Regions from separate parts of the Homo sapiens genome. Here region 1 is linked to region 2. The links are chromatin loops, found by intact Hi-C in ENCODE. Cell type or tissue: heart left ventricle. All regions are shown on one strand. Links, peaks and the distances in the headings refer to the core of each region. The heading gives the core; the rest is flanking DNA.

Region 1 (9,308 bases), core at 843-8,842, 51 kb after region 2:
CCTTTGCAAGCGCTCTTTCCTCTGCCTGCAGTACTCCTCATTGGTGCTTTCCAGGGCTGGTTGTTGCTCATCCTTCAGGCTTAAGGACAAATGTTACCTCCACAGAGAAGCCTGCTGTCACCACCCTATTTCAGATGGCATGCCCTTATTCTCTATCTCACCATCATCTTACTTCTTTCATAGCTATGATTATAATCTGGAAAGGTCTTGTCAATATACCTATTTGTTTATGATCTGTCTCCTGCACCAGACAATAAGCACCATGAAGGCAAGGACCTTGCCTCTTCACTGCTGAATTTACGACACTTCCCTGGTGCCTGGCATGTAGGAGGTCTCATTCACTTTTTGTTGAGTAAATAAATGTAAATGAATAAGGGACTTCAGGCTGGTGTTCCATGTTGAGAAGAATGCGTGCTACGATGATGCTTTCCGTGGAGTTTGATCCATTTTATACTCTCTGTCTTTGTGCCCCAACACATTTACTGAGCTATTCTGGTTGTATCTGAAAACCAAAATGTTGCCTTGTGACTCAAAAACATGAAATATAACATTTTGAGTGGAAGAAACATCTCAAATCATGCTGACAGCATTTTCACTATTAGCGGCAAACAAATCAACTATAATTAAAATGCTGTCAAAGTGATTTGAGATTTTTCTCACACTTTCAAAGTTCCATATTTCATGAGTAGATTATCCAGGCCAGAGAATTTATCACCTCCTGGAGTGCCTTTCTTCCAGGAGGCTCAAAGACATCTACAAACACTGTCTTATTAATCCTTACATTAAAACCTGTGAGGAAATTAGGAGGAAAAAAAACAGCACTGTCACATACAACTTCCCAACAAAGAAGCTGCACGATGTCTAAAAAGGCTGCAAGGCAGATCTGCACAATGCTGAGGTCTCTGGTCGGTTCAGGCCTGAAGCCAGGCCACCTGCTCCTTAGGCTCAGTACAGTCACCTAGCCTTTATGGAGAAGTCAGCTCACTGTCAGGTCAGACTTTTTAAAGTAAATTTCATTTCCTTGAATTTCTGCCTTGCATCTGTACCACCCATTTACTAAAAAGCTGGTATATCTGCAAACTGTTCACATTTTATTGAGCATTTACTATGGGCCAGGCCATTGATTCAGATATTATTTCATTTAATCCTCATTTCATCCAAACCAGGCCCTGTTACAATTACCATCCATTTGCAGATGCAGACATCGAGGCTCAGAGCAGTTAAGTGACCTGCCCAAGGTTACATGAGGAGGAAAGGTCAGAGACAGGCATTGAACCCAAGTAGTCAAACTCCAGGGCACAGAGACCTTCCCTTCCTCCCTTTGTCTCCTTGTGGGAGGAAGATCTGAGGGCAATGAAAATACCGGATTGCCATAGCACAATAGCATTAGCAGGTACCAGGTGTAAAGAATCCTTAGGGCCTCAGTTAGGTTTCCACAAAATGGGTGTAAGATATGTAAGAGACTTAACAGAATCTTGCTCTTTTGAGTTGTTCTGTTTAAACAAGGCTGAAGGACTTACCAAAATTAATAGACAAATCACCAACAGGAAAAGTGAGCGGATTTGGAATCCATGATTTCAAGACTCACCCAGCAGAAATCTAGCTTGTAAGAGTTCAGATGGGATAACATATTAATTTTTGTAAGTGGAGTATTTTTATAAGCACATATATATCCATATGTGAACATATGGCCCATGGAGTGAGAAAGCAGCATCCCATATATTTATAAGCTCTTAAGTTATCATCTAGAGCACATATTCTTAAATGCGGGGATTTCTCCTAGGGCCTACACACAAGTGTAAGTGGGTTGGGGAAGCTCTATCTTTGTTTGCCGAAATTTTGTGTTTGTGAGTAGGCACATTTTTCTAGGGAAAAGGTCTGTGACAAAAGAAACGTTAAATTACTGTTAACGGAAACATACCTAAGAGGGTGTTGTGTAACCTGGGAAGTGTAGCATGTGGGCTTTGTGGACAGACCCAGTTACTTTCTGGCACTTGCTCATGGTGTGATTACAGACAAGGTATTTAACCTCTCTGAGTTTCAGTTTCATCATCTACAAAATGGACATAATAACAGTCTCCACCTTTGCGGGTGGTGGCAGGATTGCGAAGGTACATGCAGGCCCAGCACAGTGCCAGATGCCTTAAGGAAGCACCTGAGAGCCCCTGGCTATTTTTATTATTACCAGCATAAAACAAAACAGGATGGTGGATGTGGAGAAGAGAAGAGTTACACACACATGACACCTTGGGAGCCAGACAGGAGAAGATGAAACGAAAAGCACAGTTAGAGGCAGTCTCAATACCCTGCTTCTTGGGGCTGGGTTTCTAAAAAATCATCCCCCTGCACAAATCCATCAACAGTGTTTCAGACACTTGAGTTTTCGAGATTTTATTTCAAACTTGTGTTTCTGAGCCCAGGCTATGTTCAAAACCACCCGTCCTCCATCTGCTGTCTTAGATAGCAAGGTGCTCAAGCTCCCAAGAGGCTGGTGAGTTAATGCATATCAATGGGTCAGCACAGTGTATGGCACACAGTACATGCTCCATGAATAGCCATTTGTTGTTACTGCTGCTGTTATTCTTGTTTGCTATTTAACGCCAAGGGCTCAAACAGTTACCAAACTCTGTATTTGTTTGGGTATCTGCATCAGTACCAAGCGCCTTTTTAATAGTGGCTGTTTGCAGTTGTATTTTCTTCCTTCATTTCTTCCCACCACAAATCGCTGATATTTTGAGCTTCTTATCCACAATCCCCTCACAACCAGGGTCACCATGGCTCTTCAGAAAGGAGGAAGTCTGACCACCCACCAAAGGAAGTACACGGAGAGAATAACCCAAAACAAACTGAAGGAATTATTCCAAAAAACCTTGAAGGCAAGAAAATGGAAACGACAAATAACATCTATTTATAATTGCTGGCTCTTTTTCCGCAAAGGCCCTGCGATGATGGTGAGGGCCCCGCCAATCTCATTGTTCCTCATGGAGCAGGCTGCCAAGAATGCCTCCTGACGTGAGGAAGGAGGCCACTCCAGACAACGCATCTGATAAGTCTCTCTGAAGGTGAACTTTCAGAGAATTAAGGGCACGCAACAAAGCCTCCCCAACTTCTGCACTGGTCCTTTGGGTGAATACCATTTCCCTCGCTGACCTGGCTGGCCAGCAAGGCGCATTCCTGAGGCCGTGTGGTCACGGGTCTGCTCTGCTTCTGGACCAGCACACACACTGGAGGCCACTTGGATGAAACATGTTTGCTTATGTAAGGAATGGTTTTCTAGGCAACCGGTGCCAATGTGAAGTTTAAGGCTTTGGGGGCAGGCTGCTTTCAGCATGAGTGTTGGGTCTTTCGTTGGTCTGCTCTGTGTCTATAAAATCCTCACCCTCTGCAGTCAACTTAAAGGGCCCCTTGGTAGCATTCTGGAATGATACCAGAGTGCAAAGGAAGAGTAGTCCACAATTTCTTTCCATTTCTGTTTTTCTCAGCGGCAGCAGCAGCACTAGCAGGTGTAAAGGTGAATCCCAGCAGGGCCAGGACTTACTAAATTTTCCTACGCTGGCCTGGATCAATCATGCTTGTGTGCCTCAGTTGGCCTCATTTGACAAAAGGGAACAGGAATCATGCCTTTGTGCCCGGTGGGGCTGCCTGCATGGGTGGTCACTGAAGGGCAATCAGAGCACAGCGTCTGGGGCCCCTGGTGTGCTGGCAGTGCCCCTTTACTCGGCAGGGTGAACAGTTCCCTCCGGAATAGGTGTTCACACTAATTCTGGCTCCCAGGGGATCCAATTGTGAGGGCAAATCATAACTTCCCCGTCTGTCCAAAAAACGGGAGCCTGCTGGGAACGGAAGTGTACTGGGCACCAGGGAATCCACCACAGCAACAGAAAAGTCCTTTTTGTTTTTCCAGGGATTTAGGCTCCATATCATTTTTCTATTCCTCTTTGCTGGCATCCAGCCTCCCTAACAAAACTTGGAAGATGCAAAACTCATCTGAAAAACGTGCCATGCAGAAATCCAAGTAGGGGACAGTTTGGGAGTAGGTGGCAGGTGTGATGGGCCTCCCTTTTAGAGTTCATTTACTTGGAGCTTCAGATTACAGAGCTTGGAGCTTCTCCTGGCTCCAGGGGCAAACTTGTCACTACTGTGCAAAAAACACCATGGTGTGGAAATGATGGGCCTGCACTAATGTCCAAGCAGGAAAGGGCTGCTGCCACGCCAGGGCGGAGATTCTGAATCTAGCACTCAGGGGCCAGTCAGCTGGAACCGCTTCCGTTTGTGACTATGCTTTCGACAGCTGCATTCTGAAGCATCATGCTGCACAGGCAGCCCGGGCCATGTGAGGCATGTTAAAGCATTCACCTTCTCTCCCCATCCCAGAAATGCCCTTTCCATTCTGAGAGAACAGGTTGGGGTTTGTTGGGGGTGGAAGAAGCAAGCATTTAGGAATGTTGGGTGCTCCTGGCTAGAGCCTCATAAGACCATGAAGAAAGATGTTTAGAAAGGACATGAGCTTCTACAAGAAAGGGAACCAGATTACAGGAAGTCTCTAAGCAGGATGGGAGCTGTGTGAGTCAGACCTTGAAGGATCTTTATTCATCTCACAGCCAGAAGCAGGCTGTTTGTTTTGCGCACAGAGCTTCTGGCTGGTTGGCCACAATATTGTAGCGACCAGTGGAGGCCCTGGCAGTGTGGGAGGAGGCATCAGTGCCGGGGATGAGCTTCAAGAGCCACGTGTGTATAAAGGCCCAGGCAGTGAAGAGTACAGCAGAAAAGGCCCCCAAGAAGATAACTCAGTACCCCACCATTTAACCCAGCAGCCTGCCCTGAGGCTTGGACTAAATCTTGTATCTGCTTGGACCTCAGTTTCCCAGCAGATGACCCCCCAAAATAATAGTTTCTTACCCTCCTACCACTCTCAAAAGATGACACATAGATAAATCGCTTTGAACTTTTAGATGAAAGGTGCTGTATAAACCTGAGGTCTCATCAACTGTAATTGTTACAGTAATTATTTTAATGATAATAATGATGATAATGGGAGAGGGGGGTCGGGTGGGGACGAAACCTCCTACTTTGAGACAAAGAAAATCTCTTCCATTAAAACCTGCATCACGAATCCTTCTGCTCCAAGCTCTCAACCATCTCTTTCAAACTGCCAGTTCCTGGGCTGAAATATTATTTATTCCTTTCCTTTCCAATAAAACAATTATTTGTTCCACCATTTCCCCCCTCGTTCACTCTCCGGTGTGTCTGGCTTCGTCCTGACAGCTCGGCCACGGACTGTTTACATGTCTCGCTCACCCTCCAAGACTCTGGTTCAGCTCCATTGACACTAAAGGCAGGCGAATTCTCTCGGTGTGAGGAATCAATTACTTCCGCTGACACTCTATTACTGGCCCTCACATCTTTGGACTCCAGATGGAGAGTGAAGGTGGTGGTGAGGATGGCAGGGAATTTGAAGAGGATGGTGAGCGGGGCTGTGGGGGGATTGGGGGAGTAGGAGGTAGGTGACAGGGAGGCAGAGAGAGACGATGGACTGAGAGGCCTCTGGCTTGTATTTAAAGACACAGAAAGAGATCTCTCTCCTTGACTGCCCCGCTGGCATCCGGAGGTGACTGCATGGCAGGAAGAGGCAAAGAAAAGGAATAAAAAGAGAAAAGGAAAAGAAAAGGCTTGTCAAGGATATCTAAAGAAATCAGAGAGGCCCCAAATACCTAAGCACTGGGACAGCAGATGACAGCTCCAAGCAGATTGACACAGGTATACAAAGGCAGCTTTGGGCTGCCTGGCTTCAAACCCAGCCCCACGATTACTATCTGTGTGATCTCTCAGGGCCTCAGTATCTACATCTGTTAAATGGGATAATAGTAGTACCAGTACCAGCTGTGGCGGTTAAACATAGAAAACTTAGGGTAGGACCTGATGTCTGGCAAGAGTTCAATAAATGTTTGCTATTGTTGTCTAATTTTGAGAGTTCCTCCACGTGACCCACAAACATACAGTTGAGTCCCCAGTGGGAAAAAGTAGAAAAATATTAGAGACTGCCAAGATGCTTGGCTACAAAGCTCGAAAAGAGGCATAAAAAAAGTCATGCTTTTCTGCTGCCCTCCCAAACCTAAGCCCAACTCACATTTCTTTCTCCTTTTCCTTTTCCTTCTTCTTTTTAGAAAATTTTATTTTGACCCAGCTAACATTTTTCAGGGATTCTCCTTCTAGGAAAAAAATTTTGATTATGTAAATTAAATACAACCATCTACTCTGCAATCAACTGAGATGAGTTGTGAGGCACGATGTCCCATAATGAAGGACGATTACAGAAGCTCTTTTCTGGAAGGAAAGACAAGGGCAGCTGATATCTTTTTTTTTTTTTTCTGGAATTATTTATCCAGGCAGAAGTATAAGAATGGAATTAAATTATCTTTTGAGTTTCTCTTAATCCAAAGGCTTAAATCCCTTGCCAGTAAAAAGGACAAAACAAAAAGAATATAAATTTTTTTCTATAGGACTCATGACTCCAGGAAAATACACAAATCCCTTTTTAGAAAAATCTGATGTTTTCACTTGGTATATTTCCATCTCTTCTTTATCCCCTCCACACCTGGAGCTCCCACTGAATTTCTTAAGACAGACTCTCAGCCGGTGTAATTAGATGGGAGAATTACATGGAGTTACATGGGGTGAGATGCTGGCCCTCTGGGATCTCTGGGTTCGGAGAAGGTGCCAGGGTGGAGAGGCAGAACAAGTGGGATTGTGCATGATAACATCTCAAGTGATTTTCTCAGTCAGAAGATAAAGCATATTGTTAAGAAGGGCATCTACAGCGAAGCTTGCATTGAGACAGTTACAATTGCAACACTCATTTTTAAAAACAAACTGCCCAAAGTAATTCCAGCTGCGTTTTAACCTTGGTAAGAGGAGAACAGTCTGTGAGTTGTTTTTCCCCCTGATCCATGGGTGAGGTGGAGTTGCTGGGTGGACCCTGTGGTCAAGGTTGGTAAGTGTGGGGCCAGCAGCCAGCTGCTCCCATTCGTCCACCACGTACCTGGAGGTGGATCTGTTTCTGTCATTAGGAGGATTGTTGCAATACAGAAAATTATTACTGCTCACTGGCTCCTTAGGGGAATCAGAATATTTCTGTGGTTGGGCAGGCAGTAAATAATAACGTCAGTAATAGTGTCGTGAGTGATCAAGCCAACGGCCTCTCCTCAACAAGCACAAGGCACCCTCTTGAACCACACAGAATTCTCACTATGCTTTGTTGGCTTTTCAGACTTCAACGGAGACCAGCTGAAGCCACACCTCCAACTGGGCAATCTGGCCTCCCGCCCTCTATTCATAGGAAAGAGACTTGGATTCAGAAAGTCTTGTGTAGCAGGAAATTGACAAGAGGAGCTTAATCTGAAGTGTTACCTGGACTTTCCCAGGCCAAACCCCACTTTCAGGCATTCCACTGGCGGCGGGGTGGGGGAGGTCGCTGGACATAGGGTATGAGGCTGCAGAGACCCTACAATGGACAGGGAAGGTGGGGACAGCAGAGAGTCCCCATCATCTTAGTCTTTCCTGCTTCCTGACCACCCTGTCTCCTAAGGAGATGGTGGAAGTTGTCTGGCCAGGAAATACAATTAAATAGTATTGCTCAGGCACCTCTTCACCGGGAAAAGGGTTTGTGTCAGCAAGTCACAAGGACAGCCCCTTTTAGTCTACCCTTACAATGCTCACTGGTTAAGAAATTGGGTTCAGGCATGTTCAATTATTTTGGTTCCTGAAGGCATCAAACCCTCCCTCCTTCTTGTCTTTGGGCATGCTGCTGTCTGCCTATGACACCAGCCAAACACACTCCCTGCTGCCTGGCCAAATTCTTTAGAATTCGTATAGGCGTCACCTCCTCCAGGGAGCCTTCCTTGATCTTCCCAGCTTAGGCTGGACCTGGATGCTGTGGGCCCACGTAACAGGTCCATATCATGTCCCCTGCCAAATGCATGATGCCGGGGAGGCAGACAGCACAAGAGTAAAGCAGAGATTGAAAACTAGGGTATCTGGCTTCAAAACCCTTCTCTGCCACTTATGGGAGTAGAACCTTGGGCCAGTTGCTTAACTTCTTTGAGCCCAAGTTTCTTCATCTGTAAAATGGAAAGAGTAACAGTGACTTTAGGGAAAAGAATATGATTTATTCATCACTGTATTCCCAATAATACCAACGTGCTTAGCACATAGTAGGTGTTTAATAGCTATTTCCTGATGAATGAATGAATGGTCTATTACCATTTTGTTGGTGAGAGACTCATGTCCCAAATCAGTTAGTGACATTCTTGGCCTGTGTCCTACCCCCTAAGATTATGTCATATTCCCAGAGGGACAAATAGGGAACACAGATCTGTCTGCCTTCCAACACAGATTCAGCTCATGCTGACCTATTGCCTGGCATTTCCAATGTAAAAAATATCACGAAATCACCTGCACACACCTGCCTAGCACCCTCCTAGACTAGGCGCCATGGGAGTTTAGATATGAAGTACATGCTTTGTGCCCTTGTAGAATTTACTTGCTGAGAACTCAAGATGACCACATATGAACAAAAAGCAAGGGACTCAGGCAACATCAAGTGCTCTGGGAGTTCAGAGGAAAGGGTGATAAAAGGGAACTGCAGGAAGCAAGGAAACTCAGGGGAGGAAGATGGGAGCTTGCAGCTGGACACTGTGGAGGGAGGGAAAGGAGGGCTGGAGCCCTGGGAACTCAGGGGGCTCATGCAGATGCAAGACTATGCTTGGTTGTTTGCAGGGAATCGAGGGTGTTTACTGAGCACAGGGAAACACTGCTGGCTGAATGGGGAGGGGCCAGATGACTAAGGTCTGGTCTGATCTCTCTGTTTACTATGATCAGGTTATCAACTGGGAAACTGCTACCTTTCTAAGATATCATCTCTTACTTTGGGAGAAACAGACATATCTTCTAAGATATAGAGGGCCCCTCTGGCTGTAAATAAACACAAGAGCACCTTGTTTATCTAGGACACTTAGAGGCAAATATCCAAAACCTTAAATATGCAGAATATAACGGTGTGGGGGAGTTCAGAAAAAAAGATTGTGAGCAGCTACACTGATGTTGAGAACTCCATCCTCTGTTGCTCTTACGCTTTGTCACTTGGGGATCACTCCCCAGTCCTAACTCTGCTGCAAGCTTGGCTGGCTGAAGCCAACTGGAAATGCTGGCCTTGGGATTGCACTGGCTTGAGCAAAGCTTAGGTCCCAGAACTCAAACTTCCCAAGAGACAGCAAGGGCTCCTGAAGCAAAATTGATAACCCCATAAAAAA
Region 2 (9,308 bases), core at 515-8,514:
AAGCCACATCTGTCTACATACCCTACAAGGTGTGACCTCTGCAAGGCCAAAATCAGCACAGATAACTAAAAGGCAGCTGTCTACAGAAGAGAATTAATAATGGTGTCTGCTGAGGGAGGATACACTGATGCCAAATCAGACCCTCAAAGATCTTCTAAACCTATGCTTCCCCTATCAGATCTTACTATTACTGCTGTTAATGATAATAATTAAAGCTCATTCTTGCATAATGCTTTACAGGTTACAAGCACATTTACATGCAATATTTCATGTCATCCTTTCTATATCCTTGTGAGATAGGACTTACTAACCTTACTTTGCACATGATGAAGAAACTGCTCAGAAAGGTTAAAGTGATTTGTCCAAGGTAGAGAGGCAACTTCAATGGCAGAGCCGAGACCCCTGACTGCAGGTTTTCCACCTTCATGCAATAAGTTCTTTATTTCAGCTGCTCTGCAGGTAGCTTGCCCCAAGTCCTTGCAATCAATCACACTCTGTTTGAGGCAAACTGGCTTCCCCACTGGGCCCGTTGCTGCTTTTTCTCCTCTTAGCTGTAATTCTCCACTCCCTGAACCACTCCATCTACCCCGTCCCTTTGGCTAGTTCTTCTCCTAACTATTCTGGCACATGCAACATTAATCCGCTTCTTTTCTCAACAACTCTAGCATTTACTGACTGTACTGCTGATTTTATGTTTTTAAAAGGACTTCAGGCAGGCCATTTTCCATGGATTTCAGCAGGTAATCACTCACTGCCTGGCATTATAATTTAACTGGTTTTTTCATGTCTTTTTTATCACCCCAGTTATATTGTAAATGCTGGTCTTACAAATAATAAGGTTTAACATTGCTTCTTCTCTCTACCCCTAGATAGTGCTATATATATGCCACTCCTCAAGAAAATTTTGTTTCTATGAATGAATGGATGAATGGAGAATGATAAATACACGGTTAAAGAATGATATGAGGCTATACATTGGAAATGAGGACAGGAGAATCAGCTAGCTTCTCATAATCCCTTAGATATAATCCCTTCACAATTCCCTCTACCCTCCCAAGCCAACAGCCACTTTCAAAGGTGAGGTGCACCAGTAATGACAAGGTGGCTTGTGGAAGCACCCAGTGTACCGAGACACCAGTGAGAACCCTTTAAATGCTCCCACGCTTCCGGTAATTTCCAAGCCCTTACTGTTGCCACCTCATATATAAAGGAAACCAGATTTTAGAGATTTATTATTCAGCCTTCTTCCTTCACAGTTTCACAAATAAGACCCACTTGCTGCCTGAAAATTGTTTGGCAGAGATACTGTCACTTGTGTGAATTTACATTCTTAAGCGGCAGGGAAATCATGGCATCATGGTTAGAATTTGGTAAGTGAAATGTGTGTGGAAGTGTGAAGAACTGGGCTGAATGGATTGTATCTGGGTCTGTTCTACTTACCCTTCCTGTTACTGAAACTCCAGGCACAGCCAGGCCAAAGGTTTCACAGTCTGCCCCTTCCAGTGACCCACCCCACCAGGTAGCCCCTTCCCCTCTTCTCTCCTTTCTCCTTCTCTCCCATCTCCCTCTCACGATAAAATGACAATCTCTATGCATGATTTAGGGGAACATTGCAAGACCAGGGAGTTAATGCTAGTGACATGCTTAGCACAAGCAGCTGAAGGATCATAATTCAGTGCTGACATCTGAGCTAATCCACTAGTCTGCAGAATCTCCAGACGAGCAGGCCTCTGGATTTCACTTCGTTAAATCATTTGTGCCCCACTTGTCTGTTAAGTGCTATGAGCTCCAGGGAAGAAAGATGATATGTAAATTTAAGGAATTAGCAGTAGACATCAGTCAGAGAGATGCTGAGCTGCAAAGCGCCTGTCACTGACAGAGGCCTGATTAGAACCAGGGACATCATGAAGGAATGACTCAGACCAGGAAAAGCCCAAGGAAGGGAGAAGAAGAGCAGGGGGAAAGGAATGAACACATTGAACACCTGCTGCCTGTGCGCGATCACACGGGAGGCTTTACCTGCCTCCCCTGATGTCACCTTCCCTGTGAAATCTAGCTCTGCAAAATAAATACCATCTTCTCCATTTTCACCAAAAAGAAACTGAGGCTCAGAGAATTGGAGTGACGTAGGATTTGAATCCTCATTGGACTCAGTAAACCTGCCACAGCATAGCTTCTCATCTGGATTGGACTCCCAGCCTAACTCACTAAGCTTTTAAAGCCTCAGTCTTTCCATCTGTAAAATGGATACAAAGACAGTCTTACTGCATAGAGTTGGGGGAAGAGTAAATGGAATGAGCCATGTAAAGTGCTTTGCACAGTAACAAGGACACATTAAGAGCTCAGGAAAAGTTGTTACTATTAATATCACTCTACACACTCCCTCCTATGCTTGCCTTTATTTTACTAGGAAACAAAAAGGATAGAAAGACCACCAATAACCCAGGAAGGCCAATCCAAGACTCAAAAAGAAGTATGTTTGGCATGAGGGCAGTAAAGATGTTCTCTGGACAAAGACTGGTTCCCCTTATCTGCTCTTTCTCCAGAAACCAGCCGGCCCCAAGTTTTCCATCACCACAGGTCTTTTGTGTTGCTTCACAGTAGATGAAATAAAATATTACATGATCCTGGAACAAGAGTGGGACCTCAAGTGATCTTAGGGCAGGCCAGTCCTGCCTCCCGGAGGAACCGTGCCAAAAGCATCCAAGAACAGCTGTCCACCCTTTGCTTTAAATTCTCCAGAGAAGGAGTTTCCATAGGCCACGTCTGTAGTGTGTTTTCTAGGTTACAACCCTAACCATCAGAAACTTCTTAAATTCAGTTTAAAGTTTTCCTGCTGTCATTTAGAGACATTTCCTCCTTCTACCCCTGATGGAGCATAGCCAATTTCTGTTTTCCAACTTAGAGACATTTTCACTTGTGAAGAATTAAGACTCGTAGTCTTTGCTTCCCTAGGAACCCTTGCCCCTTCAAATGTCTACTTCCTAGGGCATGGTTCAAATGTCTACTTTCTAGGGCAGTGTTGGTTTTCCACTGACCCTTCTTCCAAGCTATTATAAATGCTTCAGCTCTTTTAAGTCATGGCACCCACACATAGATATTGAGATCAAACACGTGCTGCAACTGAAGTTTGTTCTTCTGGAATCTCCCGATTTATGGCCCACCACTGTCAGACACAGAAGATGTTCTAGGTATACAGTGGCTACTGATTACTTGGACCGTCAAAAGAGCTGGTATGGTGGGGGCGGGGGGCTACTTTTTTATTTACTTGAACCTTGAGGTAAAGCCCTTTGGATTGTCAAGAGGTCGCCTGAACGTGACAACTGACCAGCTAAGAACCAGCCCTGCCTGTTCTTGTAGCTGATGGCTATGATGCCGGCAATGGACAGCTTCCAAGAAAAAGACAATGGAAAGGAAATATGTTCCATTGCTGAAAGAGATTGAAGAAATAATGTCCCAGAGATACAATTCCTCTCCTCCTGGACCTGACATACTTGGGAGGCATTTCGCTGGGTCCTTGACCCAAAACATCTGTTGTTGCCAATGATACAGGGAAAACAATCGCCTGGGAATGAACAACAGGAGTTCAAAAGGGTGAAGAGGAAGTACAGAGGACAGGGCCATTCAGCATTTTAACCTGCTGCTGTCTCTGGAAAGGTCTCTTGATATTTCACCTGGCGATTTACGGCCGCATCTGGCTTCAGCTGCTTAAGTGTCATGTGAACACGTGACTGCGACTGGCCCAACAGCAATGGAATCAGTTGTGTCTACACCTCACCAAACCCTGAAATAAATCACCAGCTTGATCCTCCTGGCTATCACAAAGCCAAACACACCATCTGTCCAACACGCACATCTCCTGGCTAGCATCTTGCCCTCCTACTAGAACGACCATCTGAAAGAATATTTAGTGCTGTAGGAGATGTAGTCTCTTTGCATAGTCCATGCTTAAAACATGAGTCAGCCCTCAGCTGGCCTTCCAAGGTCTGCCTATCTCTGCTAAGGTCCTCAAATTAGCAACCAGTTAAGGGAAACACTGACTTTGGATAAACTTAGCAAGATGTTCTCAAGGTTTACAATAGACCATTTTGTGGACATGAAGGTTTCAGTCCTAGCCCTTGCAGGAATCTACCCAGAGCTGTTTTTTCACTCTGCCGGCTTTCATGAAGGTTTTGCCATTGAGGCTGTCTTGTCATTCTGCCCCTTCGTTATCAATCCACACACTGCTGGGGGACTCAACCAATCATGATTTGCAGGAAAAAAAAAAAAAGGGTAAAGAAAGCTTCTTCCTGCTGTTATTTTTTTCTGCAAAGCCTGGGATGTTTTTCTACCTTCCTTAAAGAAGGGCCTCTATCCTTTTCTTTTCCAGTTGAAATTATTCCTTGACTATTGGCTTTCTTTTAGCCAAGCTGCTCCTGATCTTTAATTATCTATCATGGTCCAGAGCCCAGGAAGTTCTGTCTCTGGATTTGCAGTGTCTGTGCCCCAGCCAAGCCACAGCAACCTCTTTCTGAAGACAGTTCAATCTAACAGCAATTCAATGGATTGTTTGCTGCCATCGGTCCCACCTGATCTTTTGAACTCAGAGTTGCTTTTCAATTCAGTCACCACTTGCTCACTGTCTAAAATCAAGCCCATTATGAGTAAATTCACTCATCAGTTATTTCCTCTGATTTCTCTGCAACCATCCACTCACCATACCCATCCACACTTCACTTAATCTTCTTGTGTGCGCCTCCACCGTGAATCATGGCTAAGGTCTCCCACTCTAACGGAATTCATTCAATGGCTCAGTCTGCATCAAAATAGCCCCAGTGAGGTGTTAACAATCTTACTTCTTACATTTGAAGGAATAGCCAGCCACTGTTTGTAAAATTTGGGTATTTTATAACATTAAGATTCTCGACTTACTCCCATTTGAGCTTGTTTTTGAGCCTAGAGTAAAGGTTCTGTTCCCTCAATCCCATAGGCTTTGACCAGGCAGTCAAAGCTCTGTTCAATATCAGCTTCGCTTGTTTTCTTTCTATCACTTTCATGATTGAAAGTCATTGAAGTAATACTGTAATCAGATTTCACAAGGCCAACCCACGAATAAAAGAGCACAGATTTAGGGGGAACACACACTGGAGGATTCTGAAGCTGACCTGGCCTAGTACCCTTTACCTCATCTTCTTTGTCTCATTCCTGACAATAAAAATGACACAACAATCACAATGATGATGATTATTGACCTTACTTAGTATTAATATTTACTTACAATGCTCTTTTTGATTAATCGCAATAGTTCCTACACCATCTAATGCCATGTTACTTGCTTACTTTACTGTAGTTATCTAGTGAGGGAGAATGAGACAGCTATAAAGATACCAGCCACTGAACACTCCATCAAGGGATCCCACAGAAGACACATCCCTCCATTACTTGCTTCTTGGTTCATACCAAAACCAGGGAACTAAAGAATCATCAAGGGCCCCTGGTGGTTGCTCTCATGTGAGTGTCCAAAGCACTGGAGCAGTGTTGTCCAATACATTCTGTGATGATGCCGTGTATACAGTGACGTGCCCTGTCTATGCACTGACCAATACAGTGTAGCTACTGTGCCCTTGGAATGTGGCTGGTGGGACAGCAGAACCGAAGTTTTGGCTGTAATCATTTTAATTAATTAAAATAAAATTGCCACACATGGCTCATGGCTACAATATTCAATGCTGCAGCTTTAGATACCTGCCCGCCCTATGAGTTTTTGTCTCGGTTCTTAAAGGCTGGGCTTTGATCATTCTCAAAACTCTGTCTATGTTCAAAGCACCTGAGAATGTAGGAAACATGCCATCTCCTAGTAAGGGGGTGCTTCCTATGTCATTGTCACTACAGAGGAAAGCCAAAGTGGCCTCTTAGAGAACACTGAGTGTTCCTCCGCAGCTAGCAGGGGTCACTGAATTTGGAACAGGGTCCCCAGAGGCTGGTGTGAACACACTCCAGGCAGCTAAGCCACAAGCAAAGAGCTAAAAACAGAAATTCTGACTGGCTTGAAAGACTATCTTGAAAAACAAAAACAGTGGAATGAAACCAGTGGGTGCTTTTCAGCCTTAGGCAACCACTGGCCAAAAAGAACAGAACTAATTGCTTACTTAAAAGGAAAAGGAAAGGAAAAAAAAAGAAAGAAAATATGAGAAAATAATGAAATCAGAAAATATCCGAGGAATGTAAGCAGTTTCCACATAGGGCCCGTGTTGGGTACTTCAACACGGCTAGCTCCTCTCCCATCCACCTTTCTCTTCACCCTGACGCCCCTCACACTTGACAGAGACACCTCCTTTCTTAAATTTCATTACTTCTGTTTGCCTATCTCATCAGGGGATGAAGCATATGGCACACGCTCGTGAAGAGTGGGACGGTCCCCTCTGTGGATGGCAAAGTGTGGCACACAACAGGCTTTCAGGCTGACTCTGTGGGCGCCAGCCGCTCTGAACCCATTAGCAGTTGCTCTGCCCCCAACCAAGCCAGCTGCTTCCCTTCTCCCCAATCCCCTCAGGGCCTCCCCCTCCTTTTTTTTTTTTCCCTATGGAGAAGAAGTAAGGACCACCCTGAACAGAAAGGGCTTTCTCTCCTCTCCTGCTTAAAGCCCAATATCAAGCTCTGTAGGGAGAAGGAAAATGGGAAATACAGAGAACGGTTCATAAAGTCATCAGAGGATAGAGGGAAGGGCTCTGAGAACAATATTATGATTTTGTTTCCTGGAGGCAGGTTATAAGTGCCACTTTCCCAAACTTCGGGATTCCTCTGGAATAGGAAAATAATTACTTTCCCTTTCAATATCTTAAGGGAGGAACAACATTAGATTTAGCAGTTCCTTATGGCCGTAATTTTCTCTCTGTCCCCATCCATTCAGCCAAAGGTTGGAATTCTGCCCACTTTGTGAGCTTGCTCTGAAAAGCCCTCCCAAACCACAGGGTATAATGAATCAACTGGAAGGAGGACAAAGACTAGAATTCCCAACCAGTAGCAAAGGTCAACCATAGGGGCTTTCGGGTGAAGGCCAGGACTGGACGAGGAGGAGGCGGTGGTGAACGGGTGAAGAAACAGAGGTCCAGGCCAGGGTCAAAGGGAGGTCACTTAAGCTCCCCTGGAGCTGTGACTCAGTAATTGGTGGCCTTGTGGCCTGGGTAGGGCTGCCCTCAGACACTCCCAGAGAAAATATGCTTAGAAGAGTCAAGGGAGGAGGCCAGAATCATTAGAATGAACCTGAGGACAGACACTGAATAAGAGCCAGCCAACCTCCCCAGCCTGCAGAGGACCCCGGCTATATCCTTTTATTCCAAGCGCCTCTGCTGAGGTACATACCACACAGACACACACACACACCCATGCACAGAAACCACAAACACACTCATGCACACACACATTAACACTAGAATACCCACACCTACACAGACCCCACAAACCTTCTTTACATTCAGATAAAACATGGGGGTTGGGAACAACCATGAATTAATTGGATGCAGTCTCAAAGGAGTGGAAATGAAATGAAAAATCCAGGCTGGGTTATAAAAATAAGTATTTTTTCCCAACGTGCAGGAGGCTCATTATATTAATTAAACATTATTGCAGTGAACAGAGAAGGGAGGGTGATTAAGGCTGGACTGGGGTAAGTGTTCTCTTCTTTTGCCTGAGGCTGTGGTGATCTTCAGATATTAATCTCTCTGAGCACTCAAATGCTGAAGAGATAAACACTTGAAATATGAAAATGTTTTTCTCCGGATCAGGCACTGTGACCCTCCAGGGAAGCAAGTGTGGACTGTGTCAGGAGGCCAGCTCCAAGTGTTCTCCTAGCATCTGTCCCACTGCCCCCACCGGGAAGAAGGGACACGCCAGTGCTTGGGGTGAGAAGCAGTTCTAAGGAAGCCTGCAGAAGGGAAGGTCCCTTTCCCTCTTTTATTTTCTAGCCTTTTCCTATTGTACCCTGGCAAACTGATCTACTAAATTTCCGGAATTCACCCCTCTCCTCTCCAGTGCTTATGGAGGTCTCAGGTCCAGGCCAGAAGTACAGGAGAATTCAAAGTCACTCAGTGCTGTGCTAGATCCAAGGTGTACCAGCTTGTGAGAGCTGCTTGTCAAGTGTTTTGCAAGCCAGTTGTTAAATGTATTCATTAGTAAAAATTAAATTATATAAAGCTATAATTCAATAAATTGTATTAAAAAACAAAGGTAACAAATCCTCAAAACTCAACACTTGCTAGTTATCTTAATACATTTTATCAGTAGCTATACTTCTGGAGTCATTTCTGTCTACTGTATTTGCACAATGGAAAAAAAAACTATATAATGCTCTCTTACTGACTTCTCAACTCCATCTCCATTGATGTTGTGTTGGTAGCTTAAGCTCAGCTATGGTAAGGGTATTTACACCACTGAAAGTGACAAACGTTAAAAAGCAGTTTATTTTTTAATCCCTAAAAAGCCTATTGTTAAACATTTACCATCATACTGCTGTGAAAGCACGTAACAGCAGAGATAGCAGACAACTCTTGCTACCTGTTTAGAAGGGATAGAGGCAACCCCTTCTTGTCAGCAGTGCCAGGAGAAGCTTCTGAAATCTGGCTTTCTGAAACTAAAATGGTGGGCTTAACAATGTATCCAGGACTTACAGCAATACTCTTCTAGAGGCCAAGTGCCAGGCAGCTCTGCTAGATACCCATGGGTGTGGCAGCATTTTGGTCCCTCAAATTGACTTGGTGTAGAAGCAGTGGCACCCTCAGAGACGTATAAATCAAACTCAAGGCCAGTCATCTCCCAATGAGCCATTTTAGGAACAGTACCCAGCTCGAAGTTGACAAGGGGCTCTGTGATAATAGCAGTGGGTGCTGGCTATGGGAACAAGAGGACACTGACTCGTGCCCCATCTCCTAGGGCCTCCCAATTGTCCCTTTTTTCTTTCTCCTCTTTCTTCTATCTTGGCTTCCGCTTCTCCCTCCCAGCTTCCAGGCTGTGCTGTAATCACAAGAGAGGCTGGGAACCACCAACTGGCTATTCTTTGAGGTGACGTCTTGAGCAAAGACTGTGGTGGTTTGTGGGCAAAGAATAGAGGATTGCTGTGCGGTGGGAAGTTATGAAGCTTGTAAGGGAATCTGGGGTTGAAGTATGTGGAACAAGCTGGCCTTAACTCTTTCATATCTTCACTCACAGCTGGCTTACCTGGAAACGTCCGGTCGTTTGGGCTGGAGCTGCTGGCCCAGGTGGTCCGGAGCCACTTGGCATGGTCATACATCCAACCACAGGGCTCCTCGAGGAAATCGAAGTTGCAATTGAAT

Evidence for each region. Peaks named below come from ENCODE experiments on the same cell type or tissue, not always from the same donor. Only the 100,000 strongest peaks of a DNase experiment are listed, where the experiment ranks them.
Region 1: a loop joins it to region 2, with 2.3 times the contacts of the local background. A loop is called at or near these places in 9 of 110 quality-filtered maps.

Annotation. Positions count from the first base shown.
Region 1 is chr2:205,702,244-205,711,551 of GRCh38, reverse strand. The region is part of intron 2 of NRP2 (neuropilin 2); the gene reads right to left. Among named protein-coding and RNA genes, the nearest start is that of NRP2, 24 kb to the right of the region's middle. RefSeq lists enhancers at 2,198-2,357, 2,649-3,425, 4,301-4,600, 4,811-4,950. In heart left ventricle, for the core only: no CTCF peak of the experiment used is centred there; DNase peaks (open chromatin) are centred at 4,241 and 4,706; H3K27ac peaks cover 5,722 bases.
Region 2 is chr2:205,752,860-205,762,167 of GRCh38, reverse strand. It overlaps NRP2 (neuropilin 2), which reads right to left. Exons shown (of 17, transcript NM_003872.3): 12 at 9,193-9,308. Among named protein-coding and RNA genes, the nearest start is that of NRP2, 75 kb to the right of the region's middle. RefSeq lists an enhancer at 8,684-9,308. In heart left ventricle, for the core only: no CTCF peak of the experiment used is centred there; no DNase peak of the experiment used is centred there; H3K27ac peaks cover 2,401 bases.